2 separate regions of the Homo sapiens genome follow, and region 2 is linked to region 1. A link is an interaction called in ENCODE POLR2A ChIA-PET data of the cell type or tissue named here. Cell type or tissue: GM12878. All regions are shown on one strand. Each heading gives the region's core, and the rest is flanking DNA. Links, peaks and the distances in the headings are about the cores only.

Region 1 (5,000 bases), core at 1-5,000:
CAGTGGTTTACTTGCCTAAACTGTTTGTACAAAGAATATGTTCTATGCTGTACACCTGCCTTCCTTCTGGGAGTTTGGAATTTGAGTACATGCCAGGCAGAGGGTGTTACTTGATCAGACCTCATTGAAAACTCTGGACACTGAGTCTCTAATAAGTTTCCCTGGTTGGCAACATTTCACATGTATAACCACAATTCATTACAAGGGGAATCCTGCGTGATTTCACTGGGAAAAGACTCTAGAAGCTTGTGCCTGGTTTCCCTAGACTTTGTCCTATGAACCTTTTCCCTTTCCTGATTTTGCTTTATATCTTTTCACCATAGTAGAGCACAGCCTGGGCATAACTATATGCTGAGTCCTGAGTCCTCCTACTGAATCATCCATTCTGGGGGTGGTCTTAGAAACCCCCCTCAAACACAACTGATTGATTATTCAGTGTACTGCTGCAGGGCATTTGCTGTTTTTTATTCAAATGCTGAAAATGTATTTTCCTAAGTTACTTATCTTTGTCACTTAATGTATAATAGATTTAAATCATCTTAAATCAGAAAGGAACTAAGAAGGCAGTCTTAAATGAGAAACACTGACCATGAAACAAATGGGAAGGCAGACCACATCCATGCTAAACTACTGTAAAATACAAGAAGATATGAATCAAAATATTTGTTGATGAAAATAGCCACTCCCCCCACCCCAAAAAAAACCCACTAAGCTGAAGTAAATTAACACAACATTTCAAACAGAATTAGAGACAGGGTCTTGCTTTGTCATCCAGGCTGGAGTGCAGTGGTGCAATCTCAAATCACTGCAACCTTCACCTCCCAGGCTCAAGCAATCCTCCTACCTCAGCTCCCTCTGGTAGCTGGGACTACAGGCGCACACCACCACACCTGGCTAATTTTTGTATTTTTGTAGAGAAGGGGTTTCACCATGTTGCCCAGGCTGGTCTCAAACTCCTGAGCTCAAGTGATCCACCTACCCTTCCCTCCCAAAGTGCTGGGATGACAGGAGTGAGCCTATATATCCTAAAATAAGCATTTGGGAATATTTAAAAACTCTAAATCAGAAACATGAGAACTAAGAACAGAAATGACAAAAAGCTGAAGGCTGTTTTAGGCATATTATCCTATTCCTCCCCAATACTCACTGTCTCCCTTCTTGCCCACCCTAACCTCAACTCTGCTATCCAAGATATGAAGAAATTACCAAACCAAAAATTAAAATCTAGGGGGCCAGGCATGGTGGCTCATGCCTGTAATCCCAGCACTTTGGGAGGCCGAGGCAAGCAGATCACTTGAGATCGGAGTCTGAGACCATCCTGGAACATGGTGAAAACCTGTCTCTGCTAAAACTACAAAAATTAGCCAGGCATGGTGCCTCATGCCTGTAATCCCAGGTATTCAGGAGGCTGAGGCATGAGAATTGCTTGAACCAAGAAGGCGGAGGTTGCAGTGAGATGAGATTGCTCCACTGCACTCCAGTCTGAGTGACAGGGCGAGACTCCATCTCAAAAAAAAAAAAAAAAGAAAAAAAATTAAAACCTAGGAACAAATTTTCAGAGGCTTACCCTATTACTTCAAATGAAATGTTCATTCTGATTAGTTTTATAAATTTCTCTACCTCCAAAACTCTGCTCACTCAGCACTCTCCCCAATGCCAAACGCTCTCAACTTCCAGCTTTCTGCTTCCCTCATTGCTGTAATTCACTCTCAGTTCTAAATCCTCCCTGCCTATCCATCTCTGATGCTCTCAGTTAAACAGTAACCCAACTCAGTCTTTTCCATTATATTTCATTAAATACTAGTTCTGTTGTGAACAAAAATGACTCGTCTCTATATCTCAATTTTCTCTCAATTCAATTAATATTTTTGCTTCTGTCATTGCACTAAGTGCTGGGGCTATAATGAAGAATAAGCTCTAATAACCAGTCTTTGAGGAGTTTCTAATCTTCAGGAAGAATCAGTCACATAAGAACACAGCTGTGACAAACAGCGATAGAGGTATGCAGAGAGACAATTCCATAATAATCTTTGGACACATTATTCCTTTACTCAAACATTTACCACACCTTGAAAGTTCAAATACCTAAACCAGACAGGCATTTAAAGTCTACCTATTCTAGTCTCAATTTATCTTTCTCCCATTATTCTCCTACTGTATTATATATATCTGCCAATCAAATTGAATTATTCCTTCCCAGTGATATATAGACTCTTAAAATGGTTCCCAATTATCTCCTCCTCCTGCCATTCATGCCCTTGTGGAATCCCCTATCTTTGAGTGTGGGCTGAACCTGTGACTTGTTTCTAAAGCAACAGACTATGGCACAGGTGATGGGGTATCACTTCCTTGATTACAAGGGACTATAATTTCAGTCTTGCTAGCAGACTCTCTTTTGCAGGCTTTGATGAAACAAGTTGCCATGTTGGAAAGTCCCATGTGGCTAGGAACTGACAGTGGCATCCAGCTAATAGCTAAGAATGGAGGCCCTAAGTACAACAGCCCAAAAGCAACTGAATCTTGCCAACAACCACGTAAGTGCGCTTAGAAGTAGATCACTCCATAGCTGGGCCTTGAACGAGCCCCAAGTCCTTTACTACAGCACTGTGAGAAACCCTGAGCAGGGAATCCAGCTAAGCCATGTTCTGGCCTGACCCACAGAAGCTGTGAGATAATAAATGTGTGTTGCTTTAAACCCTTAAGTTTGTGGTGATTTGTTCTGTAGCAATCAATAAATAATGAATATACTCCCCAAACACATTCTATAACTTTGTTCTTCATTCATGTCAATTTCCCAGCCCCAAATTTAAAGTAGTCCCAAATCCTACATATTTCTCAACATCCTGCTCATTTACTATTTACCAATGACGTCTTTAACAATCTATCCTTCCACCCACAAACTTTCTTCATTTAGTTCTGTGGCATATTCTCCCCTCACCCTTTTTTTTTTAACCAATCTTTGTAATATATTTATATATCTAATGCCAAGAAAAAAGTAAGCTGAATAAAATGAATAAAGCACAAAAATACTCCTACCTGATTAAGATTAAGATTGTTTTCAATACTCAGGGGAATAAGATGAGGCAACACTTTTCCGGCCAGCTGCTCTTTGGTGATTCCCAACTTCTTATGAGTAAAAGTACATTTGTAAATACCTGATAGAAAAGAATGTGACAAATTTTATAAGTTAACACCATAAATTCATAGAAATCATGAAAATAATATATGTATACGAAATCCCTTGATAATCTGTGTAGTACAAGTTTTTCCCAATCAATGCCTAGAATAATGATGTTCTTACATATGAATCAGAATGATTTCAGCCTTTATCATCAGGCCAGATTTAAACACCATGACATATTTATCCTGTGTTCTTTTGGTTTAGGAGTACATTTAATGATAGCATAACATAAGAAGCTTATCAGAACCAGGTTCAATTCTTATTGTGCAGCAGTAAGGTTACAGAATGGCCTTCTATTCTGAAACATCTAAATATATATTTCAGAAATCATACTCAAGGCATCTATTTCAAAGGGTATAGTATAGGTACAGTCAAAATATAAGTCCTACACCTTTATTCACTTCTTCAGCAAATCAAACTCAACATGTTTGAAATTTAATAACTGAATTCAATTCCACAAAATCCTTCCCTATTGTCTCACCTATTTACTCAATCTTCAAGACCCCACTTGTTACATCTATCCACAAAGCCTTCATTTGGTAAACTGAGTACATTTCCGCCTCATTCTCTGAATGCTTTTGAGTTCTAAGTGTTTTGTATATAATCCAAAGCTTTGTGAAATACCATCCCCCATTATTCTGTTAATGTGCACATGACTTATATACCCAAAGAGTAACTTTATTGGGCACCTACTAAATGCTTATTTGCTGAGCACTATGCTTGTTACTTTCCCTTTGTTTCAGTGAAGTCTCACAAGAATCCTAAAATGACGTTAGTCTCATCCTCATTGGATAAATAAACTTTTCAAAGTCACCTCAAGAACTGACAGAGCCAGGATTAGAGCCAGGGCTCAAATTTCTACTATGCCAAACTCCTGCTCAAAAAGACTTTTTTTTTAAGACAGGGTCTTGCCCTGTTGCTCATGCTGGAATGCAGTGACACGATCATGGGTCCCTGCAGCCTCAACCTCCCTGGTTCATGTGATTCTCCCACCTCAGACTCCCAAGTAGCTGGGACTACAGGCGCATGCTACCACACCTGGCTAATTATTGTATTTCTAGTAGAGATGGGGTTTTGCCATGTTGCTCAGGCTGGTCCTGAACTCCTGGGCTCAAGTGATCTACCCACCTTGGCCTCCCAAAGTGCTGGGAATACAGGTGTCAGCCACTGCATCCAGCCAAGAAGACAAACTTCTTTCTGCACAAAAGATTCATGCGATATCCCTAGAGTACCTTCCATGTCTATAGAGGTCCACAATAAATACTTGCTAACCATTCCCACAAATATTTACTGAGCAGTTTCTGCAGGCCAAGCACTACATTAGGTGTTAAGAATACATGGATGAATAATATAATTTTTCTTAAAAATTAACAAAGAACCAGGCGGTAATCCCAGCACTTTGGGAGGCCGAGGCAGGTGGATCACAAGGTCAGGAGTTCAAGACCAGCCTGGCCAAGATGATGAAACCCTGTCTCTACAAAAAATACAAAAAAATTAGCCATGCGTGGTGGCAGGTGCCTGTAATCCCAGCTACTCAGGAGGCTGAGGCAGAGAATTGCTTGAACTCGGGAGGCGGAGGTTGCAGTGAGCTGAGATGGCACCGCTGCACTCCATCCTGGGTGACAGAATGAGACTCCATCTCAAAAAAAAAAAAAATTAGCAAACAACCTTAAATTAAATAAAAAATGAACCTGTTAAATGTTTTTGTGACTCTATAGCTATGCCTATTTTATTAGTGCAGCAGACCCCTGGCATTTTCAGATTGGACTTCTATAACTTTAACTATATATAAATGATTTCAGAGTTTCTTAGTAATTTG
Region 2 (12,848 bases), core at 4,374-9,373, 170 kb after region 1:
CCATCCTCAGTCACCTTCTTTTAACTCTCTCTAAAGAAACAACAGAACCAAGAAATGGTGGATCAGTTGGAAGAAGTAACTCTTTGCTTACAACATGACTGCTGGGTTTGGGAGGCACTCAGATGTAGAGACCTCAGTCTTGTCTCACCTAGTCCAGCCTGGGGAAGAAGGCTCACCCCTCAGATTCCACCCCATCCCCATAAGGTCCCTGATAACTTGGTCCCATGGGTGGAACTGTCCTGGGGCATGTCCCTTGCTGTACCATCTCTGCCTCCCCCTAGTAAGAGCTCTGTCTTCCTCTTCCTATAGGAAAAGAAAGAGTGCCACCAAAAGCAGGGAGCCCTAAGGGAGCAGTTACAGGTGAGTAGAGAGTGTGAAGTTCCCTCCTGTCCTCTGGAGAATGTTTCTTCCCTTCTCTATCAGCTTTTGGCTTTTCTACCAAAGGTTCACATTCAGAATGTAGAAATCCTTGTATCAGAGAAAGCTGAGTTACAGCCTGGCTTACACTCAGCATGCTGCCAGGCAGAAAGAAGGTCGGAATCTGGGCACCCCATCATCCTTCAACTTGGCACTTTGACAGGCCATTAGGGGGAGTCCTTTGGGCCCCATCTGAACCTCTCTCATTCCAGGAGTCTGAGGATCTGGCCAGCCGCCTTTAGTATTCCAGGCAGTGTGTGGGAGAGTTGGAGCAGGCTCTCTGCTGTCTCCACACAGCAGAAGAAAGCAGACAGGGTGAGTCCAACCGCCTGCCCCATCCCCTGGCAGCCTGGCTTCCCAGGTGGCGGAGTGAGCCTAAAGGTTCCTTCTGCAGGATGGAATGTCCTGCCCAGAAGGCAGCATGGGCCATTTCTTGCTGCTTTTGTGTGTGGTTGTTAGACGTAGCCTGGGGCTGAGTCCGCTTCTGTGGGTGAGTTAGGGGCCCTGTGGGGAGCGAGCACTGGACATAGAGCTTGGAGGCCAAGTGCTCACCCTGCCCTTAACTGGCTTTGGCCTTTGCCAAGTGCTAAGTGGGGAATATGGTACTTGTACTGTGAAGGTACAGAAGAGTATCTTTAGTATGTTACCATTTGTGTAGAGAGAGGGAACGTGTGTGTGTGTGTGTGTGTCTACATACATACTATGATCATATACATAAAACATATCTGCAAGGATTCATAAACTCAGGAGGGTGTTAGTGGGAAAGGGGCGGGAGAGCATTAGGACAAATACCTAATGCATGCGGGGCATAAAACCTAGATGACGGGTTGATAGGTGCAGCAAACCACCATGGCACATGTATACCTATGTAACAAACCTGCACATTCAGCACATGTATCCCAGAACTTAAAGTAAAATAATAAATAAATAAAACACAAAAAACTCAGGAGAGAGGAACAGGGTGGCTGGGCGATATTTCCCTTCTGTACCTTCTGAGCTTTGGACTATGTGAATGCATCATCCTTTCAAAAAGTGAACAAGAAATTGATTTCCCCATTCCTGTCTGTGCCCCCACCCCCAGTGAACAAATGGGCTTGGAGAATCAGATATACCTGGGGTTTCAAATCCCAGCTCTGTCTGAGTGATCTTAGGCAAGCACTTAACCTCTAATGCCCCATGTTTTTTGTTGACACAATAGAGGTAATAATAGTAGTTGTCTCACATGGTGGTTGTGAGGATTAAATGGGATTGTTAGCATGGTGGCTGGTGAAGCACTCAATAAAGGTTCAAACCGTGGTAGTAATAACGGTAAAACAATAGCAATATTACGTAATCCCTCTGGGCCTCTGTTAGCCAGCTGTAAATTCAATCTCTTTCCCTGTCCCTTCACGCTTACTAAGTTCTTTTAAAAACAAATGAGACTGACTGGGCGCGGTGGCTCATACTTGGAATCCCGCACTTTGGGAGGCCTAGGCGGGCGAATCATGAGGTCAGGAGTTTGAGACTAGCCTGGCCAACACAGTGAAACCCTATCTCTACTAAAAATACAAAAATTAGCTGGGTGTGGTGGTGGGCACCTGTAAATTCCAGCTACTCAGGAGGCTGAGGCAGGAGAATCGCTTGAACCTGGGAGGCCGAGGTTGCAGTGAGCTGAGATCATGACACTGCATTTCCACCTAGGTGACGGAGCTGGACTCCATCTCAAAACAAACAAACAAACAACAACAAAAAAAAAAACAAATGAGACCATGGGCTTGGAAATGCCTTGAAAAAATGTCAAGTGTGATTCAGAGTGAGGAAGTATTACTGTGGAATAGTTACTGTAGCTATTGTTACCGGTCGGCCAACTGCTCCTCTGCCTGCTATATCCTGACTTAACCTTGGTCTGTATTTGCCGTACAACAAGGAGTTAACCAAAGAGAGAGACGCCCTCAGGCTGGAGTTATACAAGAACAGGTAGCATGGGGGAAGGTGGGATGGGAGGTCTGGGGGCCCTTAGCATGGGTGATGTGCTGGGAGGTTGGGGGGTACAGGTAAGCATGGTGAGGTGGTCATACAGGTTTGCATATGTGCACAGTTAAGCTGTAGTGCTGGTGACTCATGGTGTAGCCTTGGGCAACTCATGCCTTCTCTTGGGCCTGCCATCTGTGACTTTGGATTCCTAGGGTTCCTTCCAATGCCGCGGTTCTGTGTTGGTTAGGCAAGGGTGCAGGGTTGATCACTAAAGCAGTCCTTTCTGTTCTTAGTTCATTCCTTTCTCTACTGCTTCTGGCCATAACCGAAGCAATGAGGACCTGAAGCAGGAGAAATCAGAATTGGAAGAGAAGCTTCAAGTCCTGGTGACTGAGAAGGCTGGCATGCAGCTTATTTTAGAAGAGCCGCAAAAGAAATTACAAATGATGGCACTCCTGCTTCAACAGGCTAGGGGGTGCGGCTCCGGGGGTGGTTGGAGCCCCATCCAGCTGGGGCCATGGTCTAGGGATCATGTGGGGTATGGGGAGGCTCTAGCCAAGCGTTGGAAAATTTGGGTCCTTGTTCTGATCCTACCATAGAATCCTCTAGAGAGTGCTAAAAATCTACAAATTGGGGCCCTACCATAGTCCTGGGTAATCAGAATCTCAGGGTTAGGGCTTAAAAAAAAATTTTTTTTTAAAGCATCATAGATGAAAACCATTATTTTATAAATTACATTTGTATGGCTAGCTAATGAGTCTGTATACTTCCATCTGACGTTCAAGCCAACACTTTCACTATTCCATGGGTAATAATAGAGAGTAGAGATTTTTTTTATTTGAAATGGGGTCTCTCTCTGTCACCCAGGCTGCAGTGCAGTGGTGTGATCTCGGCTCACTGTAGTCTCTACCTCTCAGGCTCAAGCGCTCCTCCTGCCTCAGCTTCTCAAGTAGCTGGGACCATAGGTGCACACCACCACGCCTGGTTAATTTTTGTATTTGTAGAGATGGGGCTTCACCATGTTGCCCAGGCTGGTTTTGAACTCCTGAGCTCAAGTGATCCACCTCCCTCAGCCTCCCAAAGTGTTGGGATTCAGGCGTGAGCCACCATGCCCAGCCTGAGATCTTTTTAAAATTATTTAATTTTTTATTTCTAAAGCAAAGAAACTTGACAGCAGAGTCGTATTGACTGAGTTGTACATTAAGCCTAGCCCTAGCCCTTTTAAGGTGCACTGTGTGGAACGGCCCAGGCTCCCCAAATCTAAACTTCTCACTCTTCACCATCCAGTTTTCAAGGCACTGTGAAGCCCCTGATGCGAAACAGCAGTTACCGCAGGCCATGGAGGAGCGGGCACAGCTGAAAGCACATCTAGGGCAGGTGAAGCTTTGCAGGGGAGGGATGTGGAAGGAAGATGACCCCAGGTGGCCAGGAGCAGGTGAGGACCAGTGACAGCCCTTTGTAACTTTTGTACCCATTCTTTAAGGTAATGGAGTCAGTTAGATAACTACAAACGGAGAGAGATACGTATGCTGAAAATCTGAAAGGAGGGAGGGCCATGTGGTGTCAGAGGAAGCAACAGATGTCGGAGCAGGTGAGACCTGACCCTTCAGCCCCCCACCTTAGATAGATCACTTGATCTTTCTAGGCATCTGTAAAATGGGAAGACTATAGCCAGAGTTGGTCATGGGTCTGGGCTGTGTGAAGGCAAGGTCAGAGAGGGAGATGGTAGCCTATCCAGCCACCAGCCCTTCTCTTCAGTGCCCTTTCCCTCTGTATTTTGGGCAGGTGTGCACATTGAGAGAGGAGAAGGAGGATAGCATGAGTTGGGTATAAGAACAGTAGATGAGCTTGGCTGAAGTGAGTAACCAGATGGGTAAGCGGGGGCTGTGGTGACCTGGGAGCAGGACTGGTGTCAGAGGGCTGTGGGGGTGGCTTAGAATGCTCCAGGGAGGTGGGTGGATGGAGGGCTTTGGGGCAGAGGGAGAGAGGTCTGGGGCAGAGGGAGAGAGGTCTGTGCCAGGAGTTGGCAAGTCTGGTAATCTCCATGAGAATCAGTGTCCCCATCAGCAAAGAGGGAAGCGTGTCCATTGTCAGCCATCCACAGTTGTCTCTATCACAAAGTGGCTTGGAAGATTGGCTAATATCCGGGTGCAAGGAATCATTAGCAGGGAGGCCAAGTTTGGGGAGCCTGAGAGGAGCTGTGGACCAAGAGGAGGGTTTTTTTGAGAATCGAGAGGCCCTTACTGTCTGCTTCCCTTCTTACCTGAACCCCTGCCCCTGGAACTCCCAGCAGGGCCCTCCAAGGTGGAGCAGCAGCTACAAGCAGAGGCTGACCACCTGCAGAAGGAGCTGGAGAGTCTGGCAGCTCCGAGCCCAGGAGCAAGACACTGAGGGCTTCAGTCACCCGAACCAGGAGTAGGAGGAGAGGCTGCTGGAGCTGGAGCAGGTGGCCGAGCTCTTGCGGGAGCAGGCAGAGTCACGCAGGCAAATCCTGGAGACCATGCAGAACAAATGCACCACCATCAGCCACGTGCTCACCCAGAACCACAAGCTCAAAGAGCAGCTGTCTCCGCTGCAGAACGGATTCATAAAGCTGGTGCGTGACCCCATCTGGAAAGCCTGCTCTCCTCCCTAGCACTCCCGGCCTTTGTTTTCCCACCCATAAAATGAGGCAGTGTACCCCTAATGTGAGATGGTAATTCTGAAGGTACCTGTGAACCAGAGCCCTGCTCTGATGGCTGTGGGGAAGAGGGAATGATTTTTCTAACCTGCCTCCACCCTTCCAGGTGCCACGGGAGGCAGACACCAAGTTCTGGGGTCTCCAGCTGCAGTGGGTGGCCGCCAATTGCTTCTCTCTGTCCAGACTAATGAGAACATGGAGATCACCAGTGCACTGCAGTTGGAATAGCACGTAAAGAGGGAGCTGGGAAAGAAGCTGGGCAAGCTAAAGGACATGGTAACCCTGCCCCATCCAAGAAGAGCTGGAAGGCGGGCACCAGCCTCTGGGGAGGGGAGGTGTGAAGCCAGAGGCAGCTCCAGCCTGGGGGACAGGTGACCCCAGCACCCTCCAGGGCAGTCCTGTGACTGTTTCTTGCTTCCCGCCCTCTGACATTTAGTGGTGGGTTCGTTCTTCCTAGGTCTGGACATCATCATCCCAGCTGGAGTCATGGAGCCTCCCAAACATAGGGAAAGAGATGGTGGTATAAGAGGTTCCTTAGAGTCAAACTAGATTCCGGCCTTGGCTCCACTGGTCACCTACTTTTCATCTCTAAGTCTCGGTTTCTTTAACTTAAAAGGGAAGTTAGCACCTTCCTCTTGGAGGTGCTGAGGATTAAATGAGATAATACGTGGAAAGCATTAGGCATGTAGCACAGTTAGCAGATGGTGGTTGGCTCCCTCTGCTTTTCCATCAGTCTGTGGCCTAGTTTAAATGGTGGGAGGAAGGGTGTGAGATTTAAGGCTGGTTGTAAGGGATCAGTCAGTGTAGTTGGAAAAATTGTAAGATGAAGTTATAGGATATAGACACAAACCTTCCTGGAAGGCCAGAAAGTCTGCATAGCTTCAATAAAGGATTTGGCTGAAAGCAGCGTAATCCCCTTTACCTTGAGTTGATAGCAATAGAGCAAATAACATGGGAACGTGGGGGAGTTTATTGAATAGCTTGTTTACTCATGTGGTCCTAAGACCAACCTTTGATTATCCACGGGTGCATGATTGCTCTCTACTCGGTGGTCGGCAAATTTAATTACCCACAGGTGTGTTGACTCAAAGCCTCTGTCATTAAATCTATGCTGAATAAATGCCGTCAGGGCCAGCTAGTCAAGGTGCACAACTCTTTTTGTGCGTGGTGTGGCCCCTTAGCTGCTCTGTCACTGAATATTGGTGTCTGAGTATGTTATTCATCTGCCGTGCAACTGGGGTTTGCAGGACAGACCCCTGCAAGTGGTGTCCCGCGTGAGGCACACTGTGAAGGATCACAACGGACCCCTCGAAAACAAAGGTGAAAAGAACTGCACAGTCAATAAGTCAGTAAGTCATTGATGCCCGCTCGGAATTTCCAAGTTTGGCGGGGATTGTTCAGGCTAGGGTTTCATCATGGGACAACAGTTATCAGCTCAACAGGAACAGTATATAAAAGTATTGAAGCAGCTGCTTAAAACTAGTGGAGCCTCATTTTCACAGGCTCAATTAAGGGACCTAATGCAAACTGTTGTCTCACATAACCCATAGTTCCCAGAAAAAGGAACGCTAGACGTAGAGCTCTGGGAACAAGTGGGGAGAAATCTTAATCAGCATCATGTGCAAGGGCAATGGGTCCCAGTATCATCTTTAATGCTATGGGCCTTAGTCAGGGCAGCCCTGGCTCCATTATACACAGAAGAGCCTAAAAAGGGGAAGGAGGAGGAACCGTCACCTGCTTTACCACCTCCTTTTCCCTCAGCCCCAATATCGCCAGGCCAAAATAACAAAGAGGAAATGGAGGTTTTGCCTGAGCCCCCTCCTCCAATAAATAGGAAAAAAGACAAGAGCTATGCTACAGCTATGGGACCCTTTCTTAGGCAAGAGGCATTAAGTGGGGAGCTCTTAGCCTGCCTGGTAATACAAGATTGACAGGGCAATTGGGTATATAAACCCATTTCTTTTAACATTTATAAAAAGTTAAGAAAAAGCATTAGAGGCTGAAACCGCGTGGCCAAATGGGTGGTAGGCAGAAGGAAATACTTGGCAGCAAAGGAAGCTCGCAGACCTGGAGCCAGCAAGTGCTTCCAGGAACTCAGCCTGCACAGAGGCAGCAGTGACAAGGAGCCAGGCGCAGCACACCAGAGCTGGCCTGATAGGGAGGGGCAGGAGGCGTGCACGAAGGTCCGCCCAGCGGCAGCAGGGTGAGGGAGCAGCACAGACAAAAGGTGGCACAGACAAAAAGCAGCGCCTGAGCAAGCGCAACATGACCGCCGCCCCGGGACCCGCCGGCTAGACTCTCTGGCTCCGCGGGTGGCCCATGGCAAAATTTCATGTGTTCCTTGTATACAAGCGACATCCCAGATTATAATTCTCTGCTAAGATTTAAGTACAATTTAAGAATTTAAAACACCTCTTTCTAATAATGGCCACTGTTGCTTTTACACTATTCCCCTGGCAAAGCAAGACAGAAAAATTTGCATTTACAATACCAGCTATCAATATTGAAAGGTCAGCTTGCCGATTTCATTGGAAAGTGCTTCCTCAAGGAATGCTAAACAGTGCTGCCATGTGTCAGTATCATGTAAATCAAGCTTTGTTCCCCAGTAGAAAAGAATTTCCTCATTGCAAGGTTATTCATTTTATGGATGATATTCTACTAGCAGCCCCAGTGGAGCCAGTGCTTTTAAGTTTATATACCTCTGTCATAAAGAATGCACAGCTAAGTGGTTTAATCATTGCACCTGAAAAAGCACAAATGTCCTCTCCTTGGAAGTATCTTGGGTACATACTTCCTGGTCAGTAAGACCTCAAAAGGTTAAATTAAATACTAGCAACTTACACACCTTAAATGATTATCAGAAATTACTAGGTAATTTTAACTGGCTTCACCCCACCTTGGGCATTCCTACTTATAAGCTGCAAAACCTGTTTTCTATCTTAAAGGGTAACACAGCCCTGGATTCTCCCAGATATTTAACCCCTGCAGCAAAAAAAAAAAAAAAAAAAAAAAAAAGATGGAAGAAATAGAACAGGCTATTTCTCAAAGACAACTAAATCTCATAGATCCAGAATATTCTGTTCAATTGTTTATTTTTATTTTCCCCACTAAACACTCCCCTACAGGGTTAATAGGACAAATGGCCCCAGAGCTATGCTTTCTAGAATGGATTTTTTGCTCACATACCGAGACCAAAACACTATCTCCCTATATCCAGTTAATCAGTAAAGTCATATATTCAGGCCACCGATAGTTCACTCCCCCATACCTAATGCTTTAACACTGTTTACGGATGGTTCTAGTAAACATGGAAAAGTGGCAGTCTGGTGGAGACCACATAATTCCATCAATCGATCTGGATTTACTAACACTCAGAGAGCTGAGGGTGGGGCCTTGATATTGGCTTTGGAAACTTTTTCCACTCAGCCCCTCAATATTGTTAGTTACTTGGCTTACTCTGTTTATTTACTGCAGAACCTTGAGACAGCCCTAATTAAGTCCACTCTGGAGCCCACCCTGTGTGCTCTTTGACTTCAGCAATTGCTAGATCAGTGTACACATCCTATTTTTATTATATTCAGGGCCACAGCTGACTGCCTGGCCCACTGGCTTATGGCAATGATGAAGCAGACCTTCAGGTTATGACATCAGTGCTTGACCAAGCCACACAATCGCATCAATTTTTCCACCAAAACTGGAGAAACTTGTCTAAACAATTTCAACTTACCCAGAGGCTGGCTAAACAAATTATCCTGCAATGCCGAGATTGCCAGCTCACAGGCACATACCCTCCTTCAACCCTAGAGGATGGGAACCTAATAAGTTATGGCAAACAGACGTTACACACATCCCTGAATTTGGAAAACTTAGATACGTACATGTATCCATTGATTTAATTAGTGCAAATGCCCTTCCTGGAGAGTCTACTGGATATGTCACTAAACATCTTCTTTTAACTTTTGCATTTATGGGGCAACCCACAAAAATTAAAACTAATAATGATCTAGCTTATGCCAGCTCACAATTTCAACAATTTTGTCACATGTGGAACATCCAACATTCCACAGGCATCCCGTATAACCCCCAAGGACAAGCCATAGTAGAATGTGCCCACTCCACCCTTAAAAATATGCTCAAAAAACAAAAAAGGGGAGTATGGGTAAGGACCCTGCAGCATTATTGGCACAAGCCTTATTTACCCTTAATTTTTAAAATTTAGATGACAAATTTCAGTCCATTGTAGAAAAGCACTTTGCTAAAACCTCTCAAGACATAAAACTGCAGTTTTATGGAAATATGTGAACAGTAATGTATGATGTGGTCCAAATGAATTGTTAACTTGGGGAAGAGGATATGCTTGTGTTCACACCCCCTCAGGTCCTCTTTGGATTCCAGCACGACGCATCAAACCATACCATGACGTGACTAGGACCCAACCTAGAAATGAAGGAACTGACCCTACAGGACTCACAACCCTGGATAATGCAGTGTCCTCGGACGGCAACAAGCTCTGGACATTACCTGGGGGATGCTGAAGGCGGCAACTGAGGAGGCTGAATGAATCCTGCTCCAGACACAGACACCATTCACTCCAGATAATTTGTTGCTTGCTATGCTCTCTGTTGTACATTGCAACTCGCATAGGGTATTGATACTTCATATGCTCTTGCTTTGTCTGCAACCTGTACCTGGTGCACTCTATTGGGCTCATATTTTAGATCCACCTTTCTTTCACCCTGTCACCTGGGCAGACACCTCCTTCTCAGCCTTTAATAACATAACTGCTTGGCTAGGAGGGATAGATTTACCCCCAGTGGGGTCCCTCATTAATGGCACACATTAAACTAAGGTGCCAGGTAACACTACATATCATTCCACTATCCTCCCACTGTGTGTAAGTTATAAAGGTTCTAACCCTGTGTACCTGCCCAAACACAATTATGGCTACATCATGGCAAAGGAGATGCCTTAACATTCCTAGCTGCAGGTAGCCTCAAACCGGGCGATGCAATCAATGCCACTTTCCCAAACATTCCTTCCTGTGTTAAAGAACAAAGCCGGGAAAGTAATGGATTCCACTTTAGCTGGGAGGTCTGTCATGGGGAATAAGCCCATATGCTCCAGTTAGGCAATTATAACATCTTAGACTGGAGCCCCCACAGCCACTTGCAGGGCAGCCTTACTAATGTCCTCATCCATCATGGCACCAATCACAGTTTCATAGCCACGTCCCATTCCCCTATGATTTGGGCCTATGGGGGGATAGGATATTCCAGACCCCAAGTAAAGTCCATGCCACCCCAAGACACTTTGTGGTGCCTGGGACATCTTAGCACCTCCTTTGACACCTGGCATTGGACATATCATAATTCCAGTCACAACTATACTACAACCTTTATTCATAATCACACTGATCAGTGCCTGATTTGCACTACCCATCCATATGTTTTCCTTGTGGGAACTAATATTTCTGTTATACCCCAAAACTCCATGTTTGTGACCCAGGTGCAGGGACAGCCTTGGTTCACCTCATGTATTACTAATTACAATATATCTAATTATAAATATTACTAGAGTCGTGGTATTAAGGAGACAATCTGAGGCATTCCCACCAGTCAATTTGACATGCGGTTGGCAAGGTTCCTCTTCCCTTCCCACTTTAGATCGTGCCCTGTCCCAGGTCAGACCCGAAAGATTCATAGGCACACTTACAGCCTTCATAGTCTCAGCCATAGTCATCCTAGCAACTGCTAGTGTGGCTGTAGCATCTATTACTGAATCAGTACAAACAGCTGCTTTTGTAGATAATTTGGCCAGAAATGTTTCTAATGAACTTCTCTTACAGCAAGGTATAGATCAAAAGATTCTTGCACATCTGCAAGCCCTCGAGGCTGCCTTTGGAATATGTGGGGGAGCGACAAGATGCACTGGCATTCCAACAGCAATTAAACTGTGACTGGGAGCATAAACATATCTGTGTCACTTCTCTACCATGGAATCAGTCAATGCATAGTTGGGATGAGGTGAAACAACACCTCTGGGGAACCTTTCATGACAATTTAACAGCAGACATAAGGCAACTTAAAAATACAATTTTAGAATCCCTTCAAACTGTAGATCTACACACCCAACAAACAGCCATATGGAAGGGTGTGTGAGATTATCTCTCCTGGATAGACCACCGCTCCTGGGGGCGGGGGGTGGTGGGTCACTCCTTGATTAGAAAAGAATGTTGCTAATTATACTCATGTTTGTCTTATGTTATTTACTAATTTTAGGATGCAAAGCCGGAATAAGAGCAATGACCACCATGCCTGACAGACCTGTTGCTGCGCACACCTGTACTCTCCAATGAACAAGACTGAATGCAAAAAAAACAGAAAATGGGGAGATTTAGGGGATCAGTCAGTGTGGTTGGAAAATTGTAAGATGAAGTTACAGGATATAGACACAAACCTTCTTGGAAGGCCAGAAGGTTTGCATAGCTTCAGTAAAGGATTTGGCTGAAATCCTTTTTACCTCTAATCCCCTTTACCTTGAGTTGATAGCAATAGAGCAAATAACATGGGAATGTGGGGGAGTTTATCTGAATAGCTTGTTTACTCATGTGGTCCTAAGACCAACCTTTGATTATCCGCAGGTGCATGATTGCTCTCTACCTGGGGGCAGGGGGAGTTAATTACCCACAGGTGTGTTGACTCAAAGCCTTTGTCATTAAGTCTGTGCTGAATAAATGCCATGAGGGCCAGCCAGTTAAGGCCTGTGGCCGCCACAACTCTTTCTGTGCATGGCCCGGCCCCTTAGCTGCTCTGTCACTGAATATCGGTGTGAGTATGTTATTCATCTGCTGTGCGGCTGGGGTCTGCAGGACAGACCCCTGCAGCTGGGGAAGGAGGCATGGGACTCTGGGAAAGGGAGGCAGTCATTTAGGCCTGGAGCCAAGGGGCCAGGGGCCTGGGTAGGCAACAGAGCCACACAGTGACCTTGCTACCCTATTTATGGGCCAGCCACCACCTGCCCTCATGCCCAGGGTCTTTCTGCAGGTGGAGCTGAAGAGCCAGGAGGCTCAGAGTCTGCAGCAGCAGCAGGACCAGTACCTGGGTCATCTGCAGCAGTATGTGGCCACCTATCAGCAGCAGGTGGTCACCTATCAGCAGCTGACCTCTGAGGAGGAGGAGCTGCACAACCAGTTACTGCTGCAGACCCAGCTCGTGGACCGGCTGCAGCAGCAGAAAGCTCAAAGCAAAGCTGTGGCCAAGATGGGCTGCCAAGAGTTGCGGGAGACCCAGGTGAGGGAGTTGCTCAGGGCAGGGCCCTGAGGGTAACGACCTGGCAACCTTTGTGCCTTCTCACTCCCTTTCTTGGCCCCTTAGGAGCACCTGGAAGCTATCAGCCAGCAGAACCAGCAGCCTCAGGCCCAGTTGAGCCTCATGGCTCTCCCTGGGGAAGGTACCGGAGACTGCTCACAGGAAGAGGAGAGAGCCCCAGGAGGAAACGGGAACTGTTAGCAGCATAGGATTGAGGAGCTGAAACAGACTTTTAGAACAGCTGGTCATTATGCCAACCAGGTGTCCACACTAAGTTTGGCACCAATATGGTGACCTTCTGGGAGCAGGGGACCACCAGGTTAGGTTGCCTAAGGGTGGGTGAACTGGCCCAGGTCAGAAATGGAGCAGGTCGGAACTCCCATGCCTATTGGTAGTGGGACTGCACCTGGGCAACATAGCAAGATCTTGGCTCTTTAAAAAATAAAGAGGCCGGGCACGGTGGCTCATGCCTGTAATCTCAGCACTTTGGG

Evidence for each region. Peaks named below come from ENCODE experiments on the same cell type or tissue, not always from the same donor. Only the 100,000 strongest peaks of a DNase experiment are listed, where the experiment ranks them.
Region 2: POLR2A ChIA-PET joins it to region 1 with 8 read pairs; 1 of 35 experiments calls an interaction of 5 or more read pairs at or near these places.

What each region holds. Positions count from the first base shown.
Region 1 is chr12:100,327,356-100,332,355 of GRCh38, reverse strand. SCYL2 (SCY1 like pseudokinase 2) reads right to left here. Exons shown (of 18, transcript NM_017988.6): 13 at 3,037-3,155. Among named protein-coding and RNA genes, the nearest start is that of SLC17A8, 27 kb to the left of the region's middle. RefSeq lists a silencer at 1,399-1,620 and an enhancer at 2,346-2,525. In GM12878, for the core only: no CTCF peak of the experiment used is centred there; a DNase peak (open chromatin) is centred at 2,385; H3K27ac peaks cover 1,064 bases.
Region 2 is chr12:100,158,449-100,171,296 of GRCh38, reverse strand. It overlaps the pseudogene GOLGA2P5 and the pseudogene RN7SL176P. Among named protein-coding and RNA genes, the nearest start is that of BLTP3B-DT, 22 kb to the right of the region's middle. RefSeq lists enhancers at 4,769-5,269, 7,363-8,095. In GM12878, for the core only: a CTCF peak has its summit at 7,244; a DNase peak (open chromatin) is centred at 7,251.